4 separate regions of the Homo sapiens genome follow, and all the other regions are linked to region 4. Evidence: chromatin loops called from intact Hi-C (ENCODE). Cell type or tissue: PC-9. All regions are shown on one strand. Links, peaks and the distances in the headings refer to the core of each region. The heading gives the core; the rest is flanking DNA.

The links. Peaks named below come from ENCODE experiments on the same cell type or tissue, not always from the same donor. Only the 100,000 strongest peaks of a DNase experiment are listed, where the experiment ranks them.
Region 1: a loop joins it to region 4, with 16 times the contacts of the local background. A loop is called at or near these places in 59 of 110 quality-filtered maps.
Region 2: it touches region 4 in a loop (5-fold over the local background); 5 of 110 quality-filtered maps call a loop at or near these places.
Region 3: a loop joins it to region 4, with 11 times the contacts of the local background. A loop is called at or near these places in 59 of 110 quality-filtered maps.

Annotation. Positions count from the first base shown.
Region 1 is chr5:171,340,420-171,344,116 of GRCh38, forward strand. No RefSeq gene overlaps it. Among named protein-coding and RNA genes, the nearest start is that of SNORA70J, 24 kb to the right of the region's middle. In PC-9, for the core only: CTCF peaks have their summits at 2,125 (motif pointing left) and 2,326; a DNase peak (open chromatin) is centred at 2,122.
Region 2 is chr5:171,906,358-171,910,054 of GRCh38, forward strand. All of the region lies in intron 4 of FBXW11 (F-box and WD repeat domain containing 11), which reads right to left. Among named protein-coding and RNA genes, the nearest start is that of FBXW11, 98 kb to the right of the region's middle. In PC-9, for the core only: CTCF peaks have their summits at 1,559 (motif pointing left) and 1,760; a DNase peak (open chromatin) is centred at 1,544.
Region 3 is chr5:171,335,734-171,339,430 of GRCh38, forward strand. No RefSeq gene overlaps it. Among named protein-coding and RNA genes, the nearest start is that of TLX3, 28 kb to the left of the region's middle. In PC-9, for the core only: a CTCF peak has its summit at 1,422 (motif pointing left); a DNase peak (open chromatin) is centred at 1,428; H3K4me3 peaks cover 1,456 bases.
Region 4 is chr5:170,742,667-170,746,363 of GRCh38, forward strand. It overlaps LOC107986473 (a long non-coding RNA gene), which reads right to left. Exons shown (of 3, transcript XR_007059044.1): 3 at 2,706-3,445. Among named protein-coding and RNA genes, the nearest start is that of GABRP, 39 kb to the right of the region's middle. RefSeq lists enhancers at 1,088-1,847, 2,607-3,366, 3,367-3,697. In PC-9, for the core only: CTCF peaks have their summits at 1,968 (motif pointing right) and 2,180; DNase peaks (open chromatin) are centred at 2,021 and 3,215; H3K4me3 peaks cover 1,351 bases; H3K27ac peaks cover 1,195 bases.

The sequences.
Region 1 (3,697 bases), core at 690-3,189, 600 kb after region 4:
CATGATTTGATTTGATTTTATTACTGTTATATCATTTTACTTTGTAACATATAGGGGTGGAGATTACAGGTCTTCGATTGCTTACTAGGAAATATTTAACGAAGGATGTTTTATTTATTAGCATAAAGAGACACAGTGGATTATTGGGTGATTAAAGTGACGATACGGCTGCTGTACTTGTCAAAAATATAGCCCTAATTCAATAGCAAGGCGACAGAGAGTCTATGAGCTGATCTATGCCTAAGCAAACTGACTCTGAAAGCAGGACATTGCCCTCTTAAAAGGATCTTTGTAAATTTCTATAATTGCACATTATCAAAAACAAACAGCAGCGATAACAAACCCACAGAGTGAGTTCTCAATTGGAAGTTTACTTTCTATCTGCCAAGAGCCCCTACTTTTTATCTTTTGCATTCCTAACATCTCAAATCAATAATAGAGAATGATACTTAATGTTACTAATCTTTGTGGCAAACACTTTTTTTTTTTTTTTTGAGACGGAGTTTCACTGTTGTTGCCCAGGCTGGAGTGCAATGGTGTGGTCTCAGCTCACTGCAACCTCCACCTCCCGGGTTCAAGCAATTCTCCTGCCTCAGCCTCCCGAGTAGCTGGGATTACAGGTGTTGGCCACCACGCCCGGCTAATTTTTGTATTTTTAGTAGAGACGGGGTTTCACCATGTTTGTTGGCCAGGCTGGTCTCGAGCTCCTGACCTCAGGTGATACGCCTGCCTTGGCCTCCCAGAGTGCTGGGATTACAGACATGAGCCACCGTGCCCAGCCGGAAACATAATATTTTTATTAGAAGTAAATTGAAAAGAAAATGAAATAAATGGAGCAAAGGAAGAAAGGAACTAGCATTTATTGAGTGCCTTCTGTGTACCAGGCACTGTTCTAAGTGTTTCATCAGTACTATCAGGCTATCTTTTCCTTTTTTTTTTTTTTTTTTTTTTTTAGACAGAGTATCACTCTGTCATTCAGGCTGGAGTACAGTGGCATGATCTCAGCAGCTCACCACAGCCTTGACCCTCTGGGCTCAAGTGATCCTCCCACCTCAGTCTCCCAAGTAGCTGGGACCACATGCATGAGCCACCACACCTGGCTAATTTTTTTTAACGTTTGTAGAGATGGGGTTCTCCTTGTGTTGCCCAGGCTGGTCTCAAACTCCAGGGCTCAAGCAATCCTCCTACCTCCCAGCTTCCCAAAGTGCTGGGATTACAAGCATGAGCCACCACGCCTGGTCATAAAAAAAAAATTATTTTTAAATCTTGAATTGGCACCTATTCACTATTTGTCCTTTGTTTTCCTTCGGTTCATGCCATTTAAGTCCTACAAGTAGCTTGTATCACCAGGACTACTTTGCTTCGCCTGATAGTGAGGAAAAACTTGCTATCACTTGTCAATTAACATGTTTACTGCAATCACAATGTCTATATTTCATCTATTCTTAACTCTTAAAAAGGATCAGAATTGGGCAGGGTGCGGTGGCTCATGCCTGTAATCCCAGCACTTTGGGAGGCCGAGGCGGGCGGATCACAAGGTCAGGAAATCGAGACCATCCTGGCTAACACGGTGAAACCCCGTCTCTACTGAAAATACAAAAATTAGCCGGGCGTGGTGGCGGGCGCCTGTAGTCCCAGCTACTCGGGAGGCTGAGGCAGGAGAATGGCATGAACCCGGGAGGCAGAGCTTGCAGTGAGCCGAGATCGCGCCACTGCACTCCAGCGTGGGCTACAGAGCGAGACTCTGTCTCAAAAAAAAAAAAAAAAAAAAAAAAAAATCAGAATTGTACTCTGTGTGTATGTGTATAATGTGGCATACAATATGTTTTCCCTAAAATATCAGCTCTGTGCTGACTCCTGTGAATTTAAAGAACTCTTATAAGATTATAAACTACAATCACATGGTCATGTAAATCATTAATTTGTTCTTTAATATGTGTTATTTGTCTTATTTGCATTTCAGGACACAGTGATATTTCAAGGTAAAATATTACAGATTCTGTTTTATTTCAGGTTATAAGCCAAGATATGGTGTAGACCCTTTCTCAATTATTTTACTATGTTTTAAGCTGAAATCCACCCAGCATATCACAAACCTTTCCTGCGCTTTAGGACTTTAGATTGACAGCGCCCTCTGCTGTAACTCTGAGTTTGTCACACTATTCTAAACCTCACTAAGAGTCAGCACGGAGACAGACACATCCCTGCTGAAACGGATCTCCAGGTCAGGATCAGCTCCTCAGCTTTTAGGGTTTGAACCCAAATACTGACAGTAACTCAAATCCGGGCAGGCTCTGGGGACCAGTGTTCACTGACTGACTGCCAGGATTTTTCTTTCCATCCCACCCTCTCCCCTGAGTTCCTGGGCGCCTGCATTCAGACCCTTAGACGATATATAATGGGCATTTTAAATTTAGCACTTCCCAACCCGACCTCTTGACTCCACCACTCTCAGCCCAAGTGTGACTTAACTCCTGGCCTTCCTGTACCCATTAATGGCTCGCCACTCACTCAGTGGCTCAGGCCCCAGCGCTGGGAGTTCTCTGACTTACCTCACCTGGCACATAGGAGGCCCTTTATAAATATCTACTGCATGGGCCAGGCGCGGTGGCTCACGCCTGCAATCCAGCACTTTGGGAGGCCGAGGCGGGCGGATCACCTGAGGTCAGGAGTTCGAGACATGGAGAAACCCCGTCTCTGCTAAAAATACAAAATTAGCCAGGCGTGGTGGCGCATGCCTGTAATCTCAGCTACTCGGGAGGCTGAGGCATGAGAATCACTTGAACCCAGAATGTGGAGGTTGCAGTGAGCCGCGATTGCACCCTGCACTCCAGCCTGGGCAACAGAGTGAGACTCTGTCTCGGGAAAAAAAAAAAGTTGGTCCTGCATTCGCTTAGGAGAAAATAGTTGGTTTAAGCAAAATCCTAAATTAATTCTAAATTTCTAGCCAGGCATAGTGGTTAACGTTTGTAATCCCAGCACTCTGGGAGGCCAAGTGGGAGGATAGCTTGAGCCTGGGAGTTTGAGGCTGCAATGAGCCATGATTGTACCACTGCACTCCAGCCTGGTTGACAGAGAGAGAGCCTGTCAAAATAATAAATAAATAAACAAATAAATAAATAAGGCTGGGAGCTCATGCCTGTAATCCCAGCACTTTGGGAGGCCGAGGCAGGGGGATCACTTGAGGTCAGGAGTTTGAGACCAGCCTGGTCAACATGGCGAAACCCCGTTTCTACCAAAAATACAAAAATTAGCCAGGCGTGGTGGCAGGTGCCGGTAATCCCAGCTACTTGGGAGGCTGAGGCAGGAGAATTGCTTGAACCCAGGAGGTGGAGGTTGCAGTGAGCTGGGATCACACCTCTGCACTCCAGCCTGAGTGACAGAGTGAGACTCTCTCTCAAAAAAACAAATAAATAAAAATTTAAAATGAAATAAATAAATTTCTAATTAATTCTAAATTTCTAAATTATATTGGCTAGTTCAATAGTTCAATTTAGGGCTGGGCACAGTGGCTCACAGTACTGTAATCTCAGTACTTTGGGAGGCTGAGGCAGGTGGATCGCTTGAGCCCAGGAGTTTGAGACCAGCCTGGACAACAAAGGGAAACCCTGTCTCTACAATAAATACAAAAATTAGCTGGGCATGGTGCACGCCTGTAGTCCCAGCTACATGAGAGACTGAGGTGGGAGAATTGCCT
Region 2 (3,697 bases), core at 489-2,988, 1.2 Mb after region 4:
CCTAAGGTTTCAGACAGAAATGAAGTGAAAAGAAGCTCAGGTCACAAAGTCTAACATCTTTTTTCCATAAAACACCCAGGAAACAAAACAACAAAGTGACAGACACCTATATGATGTCAGAATGAATCAATTCGGGAATCAGTGGGTGAATAATTAAAATTTCCTACCAATAAATCTTACTACCTCTGGAGAAGCAGGTGTTTCCTGCCTCTCTGGGCTTTTTCTTAAGCTGCCATCCTCAGAGTACCCAATAGATGCCAGGCATATTATAACATATTATCATTAATCCTCACACAATACCCATAAAGTATTACTATTATTCCCACACAGAGGAGGAAACTGAGGCTCCAGAAAGTGGGACCACACAGCTGTAAAGTGTAAGGGCTAGGATTCAAACCAAGGGCCTGTGTGACTCCAGCACCCATGCTTTTTCCTGTCACGCTGCTCTGGCCGTGTACCCATCCTAAAGCCTTATCTACGCTCTGTTTCTTCCACATCTCCTGGGACTTTTAATCTAATCTCTGTCACATTTATGGTCCATAATGGCTTATCATCCTTTCTTGGGGATAAGACAATTGAATAAACCAGGGCCAGACAGCCAAGTGTTTCAAAACTCTTAATTGCTTAGACACCTCAACAAACCGATCACCAATGCTTATCATCCTTTTTGAAGTACAATCTGTCCCTACTTTACATGGTATGAATTTTCCCATTAACAACAGTTCTTACAAACCGCAAACTCAGCCTGCAGAAATTGACATTGCAGACTAAACATTTACTATGATTTTTAGAAAGGCATATCATAATTATCACTTTTTCCACTGAGCCAAAAGGAGCCAGAGACCACAAACATTTTCCATTTTCCCTATACTGACAGGTATGATATTCACAGCAAGCATTTAAAAGCTATAATTATAATTTTTACAGAATTAATGGTTTTCACAATCAAATGAAGTCGTAAGTTGACTGTCAATTTCAATAGTGTAAAAACCTCAAACTCAAGATGATGTACAGTAAAAATGAAACACCAAACTAGTATAATGATTCATAAGTTGCTCCACACATTATTAAATCTAAGTATGAACATGGACACAGACCTGTTTCTCCTGTGATGCTCTTAAAGCAGAGTCTGTGTTAAGGAACTAATGCCATGTTTAATCTAGGTCTACTAGATACTAACTAACACAATCAACTTGGCCAGCTCGTCCTCAGCTATTAGATTCATATGTATGATATACACTGACATATGTATATATGTTCAGATCAAGTCCTGTTAAAACAAATAGCATTTTAACTAAAGTATTTCCATGTCCCAGCCAATGGTCCATTCATTTCATGTAATATTCAATACCACAAAATTCCACTTTAACAGAGATATGGACAATGCCTTAACATTCGCTGTAATGAAAACTGAATTGTATGCAATTATACTAACCATATTTATATACATAACACATGTTCATCTGTTCTGCTTCTTCTCCAAGGCTGTATACTCCCTAAGAGATGGGGTTGCCTCTGAACTATACTCTGAAAAATCAAGAGAACTTCAACAGTGCCACCTTGTGGCTACTCTGCAAATACAAGGTGAGTTCCCTGGCCCTCTAAAACGTTTGAGAAGCAAATTACAGGGAAGAAAATAAAACCAAAACGGTGGAAAACAAACAATAAATTGAATTGCTTGAGAAAAATGAAGGCATCCTCTCATCAGTTAAAATCACTTATGAGGGACAAATACAATCACCAACTTAAAAAAAGACTCTGTCTTTTCTTGGTGTGAGATGCAGTCTGATTCTATAGGTTTCTGGGTTTGAGTTCTGCACATACAGAGAAGCTGCATCATATGTACATGCCTCATCTTACTTCCATTCACCTGTAATTCTCTCTCACGCAATCAAAAGCATGTCTCCATCTCCCCCTCCCTGGATCCCTCCCTCATAATTAAAAGTGAGAATTATTGAACTGAGTTGTAATCCTTACATTCAGTACTTGGGGCCAATTTAAGGAATTTTCCTTAGCCGTTGTACTAATTTTTGAACCAACCCCTACCATCATTCACATCACCACCACTATAATCAAGATGTGTGATTCTGGGCATCTCACCCAATTAACTTCTCCTTGGCTTCCTAATCTACACAATGAAAAACAGGACTAAGTGATGGCTAAGATCCCCTTCAGCAATTAAATAGTATGATTCTAGAAAGAGAGGATTTACGTTTTGCTTTCCTAGAGATTCTAATGGAAGAAATGAGCAAGTCATGCTAGATTTCAGCATAAAAAGAACGGCAGTGTCAAATTTTTCTAAGCTAACTCTCAAATATCCTTAAAACTCCCATTGTAGAAGGTAAACTTACACGTTTTGGAAGAGAGATTAGAAATCAGAAGCTGGTTTGTCAATTTGCAGCCTCAGGTTTCAGGCCTGAGGCCTGAGCCTGGGTCTTGTTTGCTGTGGAAGTACTTAGAACATGAGTCTTGTTTGCTGTGGAAGTACTTAGAACACGGAGTCCTGATGTTCTATAAATCACAGATAGGCTAAGGGAGGAGCTACTCTTTAAGAAGCTATCCTGTAGCTCTGACAAGGGCTAGGGTTGTGGTAATGGTACTGGCTCATCCCTGGCTACTTCTAGGCTTATTTTGACATGGCAATTTTAACCACACACTACACTGGCCACATCAGAGGAAAACATTCTGGCCAGCATTCTCTATAGGAGTGAAATCTCTATATCTTACCTAGCCAAATTTAAATTGAGAATTTTTTAAAAAACAATATAGAAACAGAAAAAAATTCATGATTAATCATATTCAAAGGGGAGTTCAGCACAGTGGTGCATGCCTGTAGTACCAGCTACTCAGGAGGCTGAGGTAGGAGTATCACTTGAGCCCAGGAGCTCAAGGCCAGCCTGGCCCACACAGCAAGATGCCACCTCGTTGAGAAAAACAAAAAGGTGGTACAGAACACAGCAAATTTTAAATTATTTTTTAAAAATCAAAGGGAAATAAATAGGTGGAGCACAGTGAAACCATTCTGTAGGAGACTCTTAAGGCAGATATATGTCATTAGACATTTGACCAAACCCACAAAATGAATAACAGCAAGAGTAAACCCTAATGTAACCTATGAATTTGGGGTAATAATGATGTGTCAGCTTAGGTTCATGAATTGTAACAAATGTACTGCTCTGCTGTGCAATGCTGATAGTGGGGCAGGCTGAGGGAACGGGTTATGTGAATATGGGAATTCTCTGCATTTTCCCTTCAATTTTGATCTGAACCTCAAACTGCTCTAAAAATATAAAGTCTACTTTTAAAAATCAAAGTAAATTTAACCAGATGTGTGTGTGTGTGTGTGTGTGCACGTGCGCGCGTGCATGTACACACCTATGTGTGTATGAGACATATATGGGAAGACAGTAGTGAGGGAGAGGATGCAGAAACAGCTTTTGAGAAATATAATAAAGACATGCTACCAGTTTTCCCAATGTATTTTTGCCATTCCTTAAGTGCCACTTCAGATACAAATGAATGCCCTAAACTTTTGGGACACTTCCCAAACATACAAACTATGTTTGAAGGGAAAAGAGTACCAGTTTTTTTAAAATTACATACAAAGGCAAAGTGCAGACTCTAAACTACATCAAAATAAAAAGCATATCATTAACTCATTCAACAGACCAAATGAAGCAACAGTTATGACCAATAA
Region 3 (3,697 bases), core at 449-2,948, 590 kb after region 4:
TGCACAAGGACAACACCAGACCCGTGGCAGAACGGCTGCATGGTTAGACAGATGGGCCTGAGACCACCTCCCAGAGCTTCCTGCACCCCAGAGGGCACAGGGACTATGCAAAATGACTCCCATATGCCCGGGGAGGGGGGAGTCTGGAGGCGCTTGGAGAGCATATCCGGAGGGCCCTTCTGCTTGAGAAAGGAAGCTGTGTGGCAGCCTCCTTCATGAACCCAGATCAAGGCCAGATGATGGTCTTCACCCCAGATGCCAGGATACATGGACAGTGGCTGAAGATGAGGACAGGTGTCTGGCTTGCCTTGATGCCTTGTAGCCCTGCAGAATGGAGATCAATCCAGGAAAACCCAAAGGTCAACTTTCTGTCATTTGTCAGTATGTTGCTCTTAAAAGAAACTGAGTCTCCTTATAGAGAAATCGTTATACATCTTGTAAACCTGAGTTTGCAAATGTTGATACTTGGAGGCCCTCAATGGAATGAAATGGAGAAGCAAAATTTTTTAAGTAGCAAAGTGCCTTGTCCAAACATTAGTCTTTTCCAGAGACTTCTATAAGAGGGAACCCCAGGACAGACTGCCCCCTTAGGACCCCGGGGACGGTTTTTCTGATAAGGATACGATTTCTCTGCTAGGGACACAACTACATCTCCCTCCCACATTCTGAAGGGCCAGGAAGCCTTTGCCACGCTTGGTGCTTCTTCCTCCATCAAATGCTTTCTGAATCAACTGGATCTGCCGCTGAGCACGGTAAGGCGGATGATCTGGAAGCTTTCCAGGTGCTTTAGGAAAGAAGCGGCATTTCAGCCACGGTTTTTGGCCTTCATAATCAATGTCAGCCTCTAATGCTGTCTGGAATAGCAGATGAGTGCCTGTCTGACCCGGAAACCTTTTGTTCGCCGCGCCCCCCAGCTTTGTTACTCGCTGATGGAGGCTGGTTTTGTCATCTGCCGTAGCTGTCTTACCGGTCTGACCGTTCCTTTACCTATCCTTCAAATGAGCAGAAGAATAATTTCTTCGTGGGGGACTGATGCTGAGCAGATGTTCACAGAGCCCCAGAGGATCACCGTGACAGGTCCCTCAGTAGGACTGAGATTGTGGTTATGTAATAATTTTCCCTTCTCATTTTGATTAAAAAAATGATGCATGCGCATCTCTGAGCGCAAATGTGTCAATGCTAATTGGACATGCGCATTCGAGACGGCTCCATACGGAACGGAATGGGACCGTGGCCCCGAAGCAACACTCCCTCCCAGCACCATATTACGCAAACAAAATGATTCAGGGGAAGAATTCCTCCATTAAAAAGAATTTGAGGTGTCCCTGATCTTTGGGTGCCAAACATTGTGGCGAAGGGCTCCGCCGGCCCCTACAGACGCGAACTTGGTGCCGTAGTCTCGAGTGCCCTCTGCCGTAACTTGGGAAACCAGCGCTTCTTTAGGGAGCCAGCCATGTCTCCTGCAAGGAAGGAAAATGAACTACGCTTTATTTCTCAAAAGTTTCCGTCAGAATCTGGCCTTCCTGCTGTTTCGAGTTATTTGGGTTGGGGGCCAGGCTCCCTCAAAGCCTGGAGTGTCCCGTTAAGTCAGCCTCAATGTTCACCCCAAAGATGGAACTGGGGCGTCTTGGAACAAAAAAAGGAAACTGACCAAAATACGATGACTCTCGGGATTGAAATAGAGCGCCACGATATTTTGGAGACATCTTCTGAGAGTATAATCTGGGTCTGATTTTATACAACCTCAAGCTGTTGTGTTCTGAGCATTATTTATTCATTTTAACGTTCACTCGAATTTTGTTTTTTTGCCCATCAAGCAATGAAAAGCTTAGATTTGGCCCAAAATGTGGAGGTCTTCACTGGGTTTGTCTGTGCCTTTCTTTCATACCTCAGTATGGCTTAAAGACCAAATGTTCATTTACTCTGTAAGTGAAAAGGATATTTGCCCATTAATTTCAACTCCAGTGCTCAAGCCCCATATAAGACACAGTTAATATGATCTCACTTTGGATGACACTCGGAGGAGCAGGAAGACAATTTGTGGGGGGAAAGGAATAAGAGGCAGCGCACATTTAACAGGAATGTTAATATTTACTGGTCGTTGTGCTCGATATCTGGAAGGCGGCACAGTCACTAAGTAGGGATTACATCTTCAATTAAGTAGTGGTGGCAGGGGACTTAGCGATGTTTCACAGAGGGAAACTGCCGGAATCATACTTTAAGGAGAATAATTTTTTTAAAAGCTACAAAAAAAATTGAAAGAAAAGCCCGAGGGAAAAAAATAGAGGGAACATTTCTGTTTAGGGAATCCTAATATTTTGGCTGAACACATTATGTAAAATTAAATACTATTTTAAACCAAGGAGATATAATATCTAATTAAGTTTTTGTGGTTGATGGGCTTAGAGAGGATTGTGAATGTTACATCCATTGAACTGAAAGAAGTAGAAAAATTAAATAACACTGTTCTATAGTGACTTTCACCCAGACATACAAGCAGACTTCCATATTCCACTATTACTCTGCCCTACCTACAGCTCACTGAAGACATGAAAGAGAAAATGAGAATGAGCACAGTGATCTCGTTAAGGCTTGTAACAACCCCAAGGAGCAGAGACCAAGAGTTGTCAGCCCCATTTCCAAGCAGCAGCCATGGGCTCCAAGTGAACAAGGGACTTGCATCTGGGGTTATCCAGTGAGTCAGGGTGGAGAGAGAACAGAACCACCACCTTCCCGCTGCATCTGGAACTTCTGTCCCAGCATGCCCTGTGCTCCCCAGCAAGAAGAATGTCACACTGGGGAAGTAGAGGCTTCGGTTCCTGACCAGAGTTATCAGGGAGCACCAACATTTTAAGACTTTTTGGAGTTTTAGGAGAATTTCAATGTAACGTATGTGGTGACAGGAGATGGAAGATAGTTTTAAAAGAATATTGACTTCTAAGATTAATTATTACATGACGGCATTTTCAAGTAACTCTATACAATAATTTTTTTTTTTTTGAGATGGAGTCTCGCTCTGTCGCCAGGCTGGAGTGCTGTGGTGCAATCTCAGCTCACTGCAACCTCCGCCTCCTGGGTTCAAGTGATTCTCCTGCCTCAGCCTCCCGAGTAGCTGGGACTACAGGTGCGCACCACCACACCCAGCTAATTTTTTGTATTTTTAATAGAGATGGGGTTTCGCCACGTTGGCCAGGCTGGTCTTGAACTCTTGGCTGCAAGTGATCTGCCCACCTTGGCCTCCCAAAGTACTGGGATTACAGACGTGAGCCACCACGCCCGGCTACAGTAATTTTTAAAGGTAGAAAATCAAGCCTGGGTGTGGTGGCTCACATCTGTAATCCCAGCACTTTGGGAGGCAAGGCAGGCGGATCACTTGAGGCCAGGAGTTCGAGACCGGCCTGGCCAACATGAGGAAACCCCATCTCTACTAAAAATACAGAAATTAGCCAGGCACAGTGGCACACACTTGTAGTCCCAGCTACTCAGGAGGCTGAGGCAGGAGAATAGCTTGAACCCAGGAGGTGAAGGTTGCAGTGAGCCAAGATCTGCTACTGCACTCCAGCCTGGGCCACAGAGCAAGACTCTGTCCCAAAAGAAAGAAAAGAAAATCAATCCCAGCACTTTGGGAGGCCAAGGTGGGCGAATCACGAGGTCAGGAGATCGAGACCATCCTGGCTAACACGGTGAGACCCCGTCT
Region 4 (3,697 bases), core at 737-3,236:
ACAATCACATAAACCCATTCCTTAAAATAAATCAGTCTGGCCGGGCACGGTGGCTCACACCTGTAATCCCAGCACTTTGGGAGGCCAAGGCGGGCGGATCACGAGGTCAGGAGATCAAGACCATCCTGGCTAACACGGTGAAACCCCGTCTCTACTAAAAATGCAAAAAAAAAATAGCTGGGCGTGGTGGCGGGCGCCTGTAGTCCCAGCTACTCAGGAGGCTGAGGCAGGAGAATGGCGTGAACCTGGGAGGTGGAGCTTGCAGTGAGCCGAGATCACGCCACCGCACTCCAGCCTGGGTGACAGAGCGAGGCTCCGTCTCAAAAAAATAAAAATAAATAAATGATTCTGGGGATGTGTCTGTCTGTCCATCTGTCTCTCTCCACACACACACACACACACACACACACACACACACACACACACACATCCTGTTAGTTCTGTTTACCTGGAGAACCTTGACTAACATACCCATTAAAACCAAAATATGTCCTTCAGGGTGTTAATGTTTGGTTGAAGAAACACAGAAGTTTAACAATTGTATCAGGCTGGGCACGGCCTATAATCCCAGCATTTTGGGAGGCCACAATGAGAGGATCACTTGAGCCCAGGAGTTCTAGACCAGCCTATGCAACATAGTGAGACAAAAAAATGAAGAAAATTAGGGGTGTGGTGGAGCGCACCTGTAGTCCTAGCTACTCGGGAGGCTGAGGCAGAAGGATCGCTTGAGCCCAGGAGTTCAAGGCTGTCGTGAGCCATGATCTCACCACTGCATTCCAGGCTGGGTGACAGAGTGAGACTCTGTCTCAAAAAAAAAACAAATCTGTACCAAAATTAGATGATTCTAGATAACCAAGAAGGAACTGTGCGAGGGCACTCTGATGGGTGGTCAGAGCAGGGTGGAGAGAGGGACAGCATTTCTGGAGCAACTTCTACTGTCAGCACCGAAGAACAGCACCTAATTTACTAACACAACCACCCTCTGATATACAAATAGAAATAAACTCCCCTTTTTCCAGACAGGGAGAGCTCAATAAGGTAAAACCACCAGCCCGAGGTCGCACTGCCAGTAATTAATGGGTTCAGAACTTAATAATGATAATGATAATGACCATAGCAACGTTTATTCGGTGCTCATAATGAGCCAGACACCACTCTGAATGCCTAATATAAATTATCTAATTTAATTCTCACCAAGAAAAAAAATCCTATTTCATTTGATGTCCCACTTTATCCACAAGGAAACCGACTCAGAAGTGATGGAGACAGGTTTCAGGTCAGCTGGTCCAATCCCAAAGCCCATTCTACACGCGCCCCTACTCTGGCTACCTCCCACTCCAACAGAGGCGTTTTGTCTCCGACACCTCCCCCCTGCTGTTCACACAAAGGGAGGACAACCCTGGGGGTTCTGGTAATCCTGGAAGGCTTCCTGTCAGAGGTGGGCCGGGGGAAACGCGGGCAGGAGAAGGGAAGTCTCGCTCAGGGGAGTGGTGTGCATGGGGCAGAGGCTGCCAGGGACGCTGAAGGCTGATAGCCGGGTTGGCGCGGAAATGGGACGCCGCAGGGTGGGACAGGCGGGAGGGATGGGATGGGCAGGGTGTGATGCCGGACGAAGGAAACGGGCCTGCCCGGCAGGTGGCAGAGAGCCACAGAAGAGCTCCGAGGGGGTGGTGCGTGAGATGGCGCTGCAGGCTGGAAAGGGGCTGCAGGCAGGGTGCCTCCAGAGACCGCAAGAGAACAGCTTGCGAGGGACCGTGGGAACTTCAAGGAACCGCACCGCCCTCCTGGACCACCCGAGAAAACAGGGGAAGTGGGCGAATGAGTAGACCAAAGTACTCATGACAGGGCAGGAGCAAGTGAGAGACCCTGGAGGACCATGGAGAGAACGTGGTAACCGATGGAGAGGGATGAAAACCGAGCCGCGGGTGTGAGTCTGAGGCGCCCCCAGGCCCACCAGCGTGTGAGCGGCAGGTGCTGTTCGCCATCAGCCGCTAGATGGAGCCGGCGCCTCGCCGAATGCGCCGGGATCCGTCGCGTGGATGTCAGGTCCGGGCCAGGGAGCCAAAGCGGCGGCTCCGCGGGGACCCTCCACAGTTCCGGACTCCAGCCCAGCGCCGGCTTCAGGGCGTGCGACCCTGAGCTTGGTTTAACGCTCCGCCACCGCGGCCTTGAAATTCACAATTTGTGAACAAGGGGACCCACTTTTTCATTTTTATTTTTGATTTACATTTTATTTTATATGTTATGCTATGTTGTTATGTATTTTTGAACGGGTCTCGCTCTGTCGCCCAGGCTGGAGTACAGTGGCGCGGTCATAGCTCATTGCAGCCTCCACCTCCCAGGCTCAAGCCATCCTCCCACCTCAGCCTCTTGCAAAGCTGGGACTACAGGCGCGCCAGCACGCTTGGCTAATTTTTTGTATTTTTTGTACAGACAGGGTTTCCCCATGTTGGCCAAGCTAGTCTCAAATTCCTGACCTCAAGTGATCTGCCTTCCTCAGTCTCCCAAAGTGCTGGGATTACAGGTGTGAGCCAGGGCGCCCGGCCCCACCTTTTCATTTTTGCCCTGAACTTGGCAAATTATGGAGCAGGTCCTGCCCAGGGCTTTCAGTTTCCAGCACTTTCTTGCCTTGACTCATTTTCCCTCCCACACCGCAGTGAGGAGAGGTTAGGGTCCCATTTTTTTATAGACCAAGAAACTAAGGCTCAGAGAGGCGAAGAGATCTATTTAAAATCACGCACTGGCCCTTGGTGGAGCAGGGCCAGAAGCCACATTTGTGACCCCAAGTACAGAGCTCTTTCCCACCCACCTAAGAGGCTGTCCCCTGGCAGGCAGGGTCCCACCTAGAAGGCCAAGACCCTCGCCCACGCCCAGCAGGGAGCCTCCTTCAGGCCCACCTGTGCTTATGGATAGCTTAGGGTGGGCCAGGGCATCTGGGCTCCAGTTGCTCAGAGGCTGGGGCAGGGCTGGGACAAGTGGCAGAGCTGTTCCCAGAGTCTGTTTCTTCTGATGATTGGAAACTCCCTGGCAGCCAAGAGGAAGAGGCAGTCCTCGGAGCCCAAGCTGCCAGTCCTGGCTCTGCTTCCTGGACAGCCAGCCACAGACACTGGCGGTCAGAAGGACCTTCCCTCGGGGCAGCTGCCCCACCACGGAGCTCCTGCACGCAGAGCGGGAGGGAGGAAAGGGGCCTGGCTTCCAAGTGAATGAGACAGACCAGAGCTTGAGTCCTGGCTCCCCGCATTCCAGCTGCACGCCCTTAGGCAGGTGGCCCCTCTGAGCCTTGCTTTCATCAGAAGTAAACTCAGGATCACATTCTCGGGACTGCTGCAGGGAGGGTTGCATAGTGAAAGCACCTGGCAAGTTGCAGAGACTTCATAAATATTCCTTCATTTACTCTCGGTTTCAGTCACAAAGGCAGCTGAGTTGTCTGCTCTGGAATCTTCCCCTGGGGGATGAAGCACAGAAGCCTGCTCTGGGGGTCACAGACTCTCCCCTAAGCAGGGTGGGGGCAGAGTGCTCGGTGAGGGGAGGGCTGGAGAGCAAGAGAGCTGTGAGAAATATGCTCCATCAGGCCAGACCAGCCACCGGAGGGGATGGGGGGGCATGGGGGGTGGGGGCCCACTGCAGGTCCGAAGCGGCCTGCCAGGTGGCTTTCCACGCTGGTTGGGGCTGCAGACAAGCAGATGCATTGAGGCCA